2 separate regions of the Homo sapiens genome follow, and region 2 is linked to region 1. Evidence: chromatin contacts called from ENCODE Hi-C data. All regions are on one chromosome and are shown on one strand. The core of a region is the stretch at or near the end of the contact, and the rest is flanking DNA. Distances in the headings are between cores, read along the strand shown.

Region 1 (3,244 bases), core at 310-2,809:
TAAATATCTTTGTGAAGAGTAACTGAATTATTATTTTCGTGCCACTTGCAGATATTTGAGCTTTTAAAATTTTGTTACCCCCATGTTTGCTATTTTTTAAAAATTAACAATTCATTAAATCTTTTAAATAAAAACCAAATAGCATTTATTGAGGCTTTATAATGTGCAAGGGACTGTGCTAAGCACTTTACCTGTAATACCTCATTACATTTTCACGTTAACTTCTTATCTCCTTTTTACAAGTGAGGAGTTAGAGGCTCAGACAAGTGAAATCACTTGCTTGGGGACACAGAGCTAGAATGTGGCGGAGCTGCAATTTTAATGCACCTCTGTCTCATTTCAGAGCCTTAGCTCTCAACTGCCAGGCCGCACTCTTCTGCTTGCTCTTTATACCCTCATTGCTTAATGAGAGTACACTAGCAAACAACAGGAGTCTAATGAGATAATGTATGTGAAAATACTTTTCTAAGTATAGAGATGTTTGGGGAGGGCAAGCAAGGGTAGGGAATTTGTTTAAATTGGGCGGACCTGTCCACTGACCCCTAGACAGTCAGGATTTTTTTTTTTTTTTTTTACAAAACCAAGATCAACAACTTTCTTTTGTTCCTCCTTTAAAAATATTATAAAGTTATATTTACTTCCTTTTTCCCAATTATTGTTTATAAATTAAAATATGGAGAAATAAAAGCCATTTCATAATAGTCCTCACCCATAATTACTTTGTTTCAGATTTGAATGGCTATGTAACTATTACACACCTGCGTTTTACATAAACAGTAGCAACTAGACATTTGTTCAGTATCTTGCTTTTTCAGCCCTACAATATATCTTGGCCATCTTTTTATATAAACACTTACAAATCTGCTTTTCTCTTTTAAAGTAGCTGCATAATATCCTATTCTGTGAATACAGATAGGTAGGTAGGTAGGTTGGTAGATAGATAGATAGATGATAGATAATAGATATAGAGAGCTATGAAACTTTTAAAAATCACCTACTGAAGGACATTTAAGCTTCTTCCAATTGTTTGATTTCCTAATCAATGCTGTAATGAATACCCTTCCTAAGAAAGTTTAGAAGGATCTTTAGACTGAGTGTAATATTTGTCCACTGTAGTTGACGAGAGTGACCCCACAGGACGCTGTACTGAGGGGAGGAGTATGTTTCACTGCGTGGAGAAACAAAGAACTCTCTCCTAAGCATGACCAACACATTCAGAGATATTAGAATTGCCAACAGGTGGGATGACCTGAAAAAGAACTCCTTGCTTTGACAGTTTAGTAATAGAGCAAAGACTTGCCACGATTGCTCAACACTGGCTGGATCAGAAGAGGAATTTCCAGACTCAGTTACAAGCACGGCTGGTGGAGGGCTGTGAATCCCACCAGACAGTCTGGAGACAGCTAGGCAGGGAGATGAGCAGCAGAGCTCCAAATCAGGCAACAGCACGTGTGAAAGGAGCAGTGACCTGTGGGGAAACTCATAACTCACAGACCAAACCCCTTCCAGCAGAGGGCAGTGCCTCTGATACGACACAGGGCCCAGGCCAGCTGGAGCCAGAGCTGGGGACTTCGCTGGAGAGATGGCACCGGCCTGAGGTCAAGGAGAAATTGAACTAAACTCTCCTTTGAAGACTGTAAGTGACATTGGGGAATACTCAGGGAGGGACAGTGGGACCTCACACTACTATGATTCGCCTGTGTTCTAATGTCCAACAATTTAGGCTGAGTAATAAATCTCTTTATAGAGTTTGGCCATTTAGGGCTTGTAAGTAAGGGAATTTGGAGTCATTTTTGCTAGGCTGGCCACTGAGTCTCGCAGGTTTCTGGGTACATGCTTGAATTGAAAAGAAAGTGACACACCTAAAATACAGCCTAGACTCCTGGCCCTGGGGCTCTGTGGATCCGACACAAAGTTTACAAATAGAAAGCTAGCAAAGGGAAAGATAGTCGGAAGTAACAATTTTATCTAAAAATAGAAACTTAGAATCTAACACCAGAGTTACTACTTGCTTTTGAATTTCAAAGACTACATAGGATGGCCTTTAAAACAAAACTTCAGCATGTAAGAGCCAGCCAAGCAAATTGTTATACATAATCAACGATTAAAATAAATTAGTCTTTAGGCCTAAACCGTTTCCAATCAAATCTTTCTTGAATATTGGTTACCTTTTCTGCCGTGTAGTGGTTGGAATCAAATGAGAACATAGCTGAGCAGAGTACCATAAAGTCTACTTCTAATGCTGCTGTTTTCGAGCCTTGTGATTTTTTTTTAAGTGACTTTAGTATTCGCTGGTAAAGTCAAGGCGGATCTACCAGACGGTAAAAGTTCTGTGTGTTTGTCAGGCACGGCTAAGTAAAACGCACTGCATCTGAAAGTCTAAGGGTAGTTTGCATGCATCTCTCAGCAAAATAGCAAGTGGAAGAAATACCAGCAAGGAGAATAAACTTTCTGGGCTGTTTGATTTCCCCTGCAACTTCTAGTCCAGGGATGTTTGGCGTTCTCCCGGTCGCTAGATTATTAGCCCGCAGGTTCCGCACCGGCCAGGGAGCCGCTCAAGTCCTAGGGCCGGGCGGCTGGAGGTTGCAGGTCGGAGGGGCTTCTACGGGTTTGGGGGTGGGACGGTCCGCGGCAGCCGCGGGCGGGTAAGGACTGACGTCGCAGGTTTCCAGAGGCCCGTTCCCGAAGCCGGAGTCCCGACCCGAAACCGTCCCCGGCCGGCTCGCTCGCTCAGCAGGGCGCGGCTCCAGCGCCACCCGGCTCGCCCCGAAGAGGTGGGACTTTCCCCACCGGAAGTGATCCCGTCCAGTCTCGGGGAACTGGGGCACCTCAGCCAGTGTGTCAGGGAAACCCTTCCGGGTGTGTGCTTGGTGGGGGTGGGGGTGGGGGTGGGGGTGGGGGTGGGGGGTGGGTGAGAAAAAAAAGAGGTGGGTTCGCCTGGAGTCCCTGCGGCCGCCGCGGAAGGCCCCCGCTTCTTTCCCCGCGGCGAGCAGCAGCGCTGGGGCAGCGGAGAGACAGAGGAGCCAGCGGGTGGCCATGGCCTTGGCGTGACAGAGCCTCCCCGGCGGCCGGGCGGGTGCGGACGGCGGGGTAAGCGGCAGTAGCTTGATCCGGGTGGGAGTTGGGGGAGGCGGCGGCCGGCGCCGCAGGTTCGGGGCGGGGGTCAGCCGGGTAATGTGCGTCCTTCTCCCCTTCACAGGCCGGACGACCCCCGCGGGAGCCGGGGCCCAGAAACCCGCCCGGG
Region 2 (3,563 bases), core at 234-2,733, 2.2 Mb before region 1:
TCCCCGCCAGGGGCCATGCAAGGGTTGCTGATTCACATAGACTGTCTTATAATCCTCTCAATAACTCCAAGAGGTAGCCAGCACCTCAGATATACATAAAATGACTTAAGCCCAGAGAGGTGAAGTAAGTTGCCCACAGCCACACAACTAGTAAATAGCCCAAACAAGCTGGATTCCCAGTTAGACTCCGTTAATAGCACTGCTCTTTACCTTAAGTCATTACAATGCCTAATATGAAATAGAATCGCTTCTTTCTTAGGGTTCAAGTGGTTAATTATTTAATGTATTCATTCAACAAACCATCATCGAGGACCTCTTACAAGCCAAGTACTGTGCTAAGTGCTAGAGTTACGGCGGTGATTCCTGCCCTTAAAAAGTTTTAGTGGGAGAAACAACAGGTAACCAGGTCATTGCCAAAACAACAAAAATAATCATAATAAAGCAGGCTAAAGCATATTTAACTGGCCGGGGTTTTGACTATTTTAGCAAGCATGATCAGAACGGTTGAGGAGGGAGGCCAGCAGCTTGGCCGGTTCAACAAACAAGAAAAAACCAGTGAGGGTGGAGCTAAGATACCAGAGGCTGATTACGGTTAAGAATGTTCTTGAAGGTAAGGACCAGATTCTCATTTTCTATATCCTGGGGCATCGGTCAGCATGGAATCTGGATTCTAGCACATGTGAATTTCGGCTTGAAATGACCTAATGCCTTTTCCCTAGTTCCTTCGTGTGTCAAATACGCATGGTTACCGCTACCAGAGCTGTAGTGGGGCTTCAATGAGGCCATGAGCATCTCCATAAAGATGAACTACAGTGTGTGCAAAACTAAAGGCAAAACCTGGTCCCCACACGCCCTCCCAGGTGGTCGCTTTCCGTGCCGAGGCCCCTCCAGAGGTGCCCCGAGAACCTCACCATCGCACCCCAAACTTCCAGGGAAGGGCCTCTCCCGAGAAAGCCCCCACGCCCCCACCCCGCGCCATCATTCCCGAATCTGCCCTCGGCCCCTCCCCGCAGCACGCTCGCAGGCGGCACATGTCAACCAAAACGCCATTTCCACCTTCTCTTCCCACACGCAGTCCTCTTTTCCCAGGGCTCCCCCGAGGAGGGACCCACCCCAAACCCCGCCATTCCGTCCTCCCTGCCGCCCTCGCGTGACGTAAAGCCGAACCCGGGAAACTGGCCGCCCCCGCCTGCGGGGTTCCCTGGGCCCGGCCGCCCGAGCCCGCACTGCGGATCCCGCGCCTCAGGGCCCGGCCGCCACCTGCCGCGTGGGCCTGAACCGGCCAGGGCCGGCAGGCCGAGCTGCTCACCACGACGCCAGGGCTGCGGGTCGCCATAACGGAGCCGGCCGGCGCGCGGGCTGACTGCTCAGGAGGAGGAAGCCGGTGGCGGAGCAGAGGAGGAGGCGGAGGCGCAGCAAGAGGCGGCGCCGCGCGGGAAAGCCGAGAGGTTCGCCTGAGGGCTCGTCGCAGCCGCCTGAAGCTGAGGAGAAGCAGGCCCCGCCCTCTGCCCGCCCCGCCACGCCCCGCAGGCCCCGCCCCCGGCCCCGCCCGCGCGCCTACGCCGGCGCCTACCAGTTTGCAGGCTCACTAGGTAGCCGTGGGAATTTTCTCCCAGAAGAAGCCGAGGCTCCCCCAGCGAAGCCCCTTTCCCTCCCAACTCAGTCTCCTATTCAGAGGGCTCCCTGATTCCCAAACCTACCGGCGCGCGTTGCTTCATGGCGGCCGTAAACCGGGCCCCGGCTCTTCGGGTTCCAGTCATCGCGTGAATCCTTGGACCAGACGTCCCATTCCCAAGACCTTGCACTACCTGTGGCTTCCATTTTCCTGACTCTTGGCCCAGTGCTTCCCCAAACCCTTAACTGGTTGTAACAGTTGAGACCTAGAGTCCTAGAGTCACCCAGATCAGGGTACACATCTGAGAGGACACTTAACTGCTCTGTAGTTTTGTACAAATCAGACTCTGAGCCTCTATTTTTGCCTCACTAAAATGAGCATATTAGCCCGGCGCGGTGGCTCATGCCTGTAATCCCAGCACTTTGGGAGGCCGAGGCAGGTGGATCACTCAAGGTCAGGAGTACGAGACCAGCCTGGCCAACATGGCGAAACCCCATCTCTACTAAAAATACAAAAATTAGCTGGGCGTGGAGGCGGGCGCCTGTAATCCCAGCTAGTCCGGAGGCTGAGGCAGGAGAATCACTTGAACCCGGGAGGCGGAGGTCGCACTGAGCTGAGATCGCACCACTGCACTTCAGCCTCCGCGACAGAATGAGACTCCGTCTCAAAAATAAATAAAAATAAAAATAAATAAAAATTTAAAAATAAAATGAGCATATTAACAATACATAAACAGGATCATTTTGAGTATTAGAGGAGTATAGGTATGCGTGTGTGTATGTATATATATATGCACTTAGGACAGTACAGTCAGCAAATGGGAACTACTGTTATTACTACTGATCTTTATTTTTGCCCACACAAGTTCTTATATTGAATCTGAAAACAAAAATATGTTCCCCTGCTAATTAATTCTCAGATAGGTCAGGTAAGCAAGCAACAGTTGCTCCAGCAACACCATTTCTTATATACTCAACCCTATAGCTCCAGCATCCACCACAGTGCCCAGCACATAGTTGGTGGCCTCCCTCTTATTAAGGACGCTGAGGGGTATGTGATGGCAGGAGATTTGTAAAACTAGGCAAGTCATTGAGCTTCTCTGGACCTCAGTCTCTTCATCTAAAAAATGAGAATAATAAACCTGGGTAACATGGTGAGACTCAGTCTCTACAAAAATGAAAAATTATCTGGGCCTGGTGGCCATGTGCCTGTAGCCCCAGCTACTTGGGAGGCTGAGGTGGGAGGATGGCTTGAGCCCAGGAGGTCCAGGCTGCAGTGAGCCAAGACTGTGCCACTGCACTCCAGCCTGGGCAACAGAGAAATATCCTGTCTCAAGAAAAAAGAAAAAGAGAGAGAGAGAGAATAATAACTACTGCCATGAAGAGTTTTACGAGAATTCTAAAAATCATTTATGTAAAGTACCTCATATAGTATTTGCCACATAATAGGTGCTCAAGAAACAGTAGCTGTTATAATTTTAGCATGTATGAATTTGTGAAGTCCATACTTCCCTACTTTCCCTGTCTTCCCTCTTTATCCTGGAGAGGCAGCAGGCTGTAATGGAAAAGGGATGTATGGGCTTTGGACTGAGTTCAAATCCTGGGTTCCCCACTATTATAGCATTTTGACTTTGGGCAAGATCCTTGGTCCCTGCGTGCTTGGTTTCTTATACGTCAAATGAGGTTAATATCTCTGTCACAGAGTGTGGTGAAGATTAAACAAAATAATATATGCAAAAGTGCCTAGCATAGAGCTTGGCTCAATACATGATGATACCAATGTTACGTGTTCCATAATAATTTTGCCTTAAACAGTTCACTTTCTTCTAGCCTCTAAGACTTTTTTTTTTTTTTTTGAGACAGAGTCTCGCTCTGCTGCTCTGCTGGAGTGCAGTTGAATGATCTCAGCTCACTGCAACCTCTGCCTCCCGGGTTCAAGCAATTCTCCT

The links. A loop is a pair of places that touch in the nucleus more often than their neighbours do. Pooled maps may share reads with other maps.
Region 2: a pooled map shows a loop between it and region 1 (9-fold over the local background). The contact joins the promoter of HPRT1 here to the promoter of RAP2C in region 1. A Hi-C loop is called at or near these places in 1 of 37 single-sample maps with no recorded cell type and 10 of 50 pooled maps.

What each region holds. Positions count from the first base shown.
Region 1 is chrX:132,217,762-132,221,005 of GRCh38, reverse strand. RAP2C (RAP2C, member of RAS oncogene family) reads left to right here and starts at 1,559. Exons shown (of 6, transcript NM_001271186.2): 1 at 1,559-1,636; 2 at 2,665-2,774; 3 at 2,994-3,090; 4 at 3,200-3,244. RAP2C-AS1 (RAP2C antisense RNA 1) reads right to left here and starts at 2,499. Exons shown (of 3, transcript NR_110410.1): 1 at 2,169-2,499. RefSeq lists enhancers at 1,188-1,237, 1,568-1,637 and silencers at 3,070-3,119, 3,130-3,244.
Region 2 is chrX:134,458,085-134,461,647 of GRCh38, reverse strand. HPRT1 (hypoxanthine phosphoribosyltransferase 1) reads right to left here and starts at 1,483. Exons shown (of 9, transcript NM_000194.3): 1 at 1,310-1,483. The coding sequence starts at 1,336. RefSeq lists silencers at 1,212-1,391, 1,492-1,611.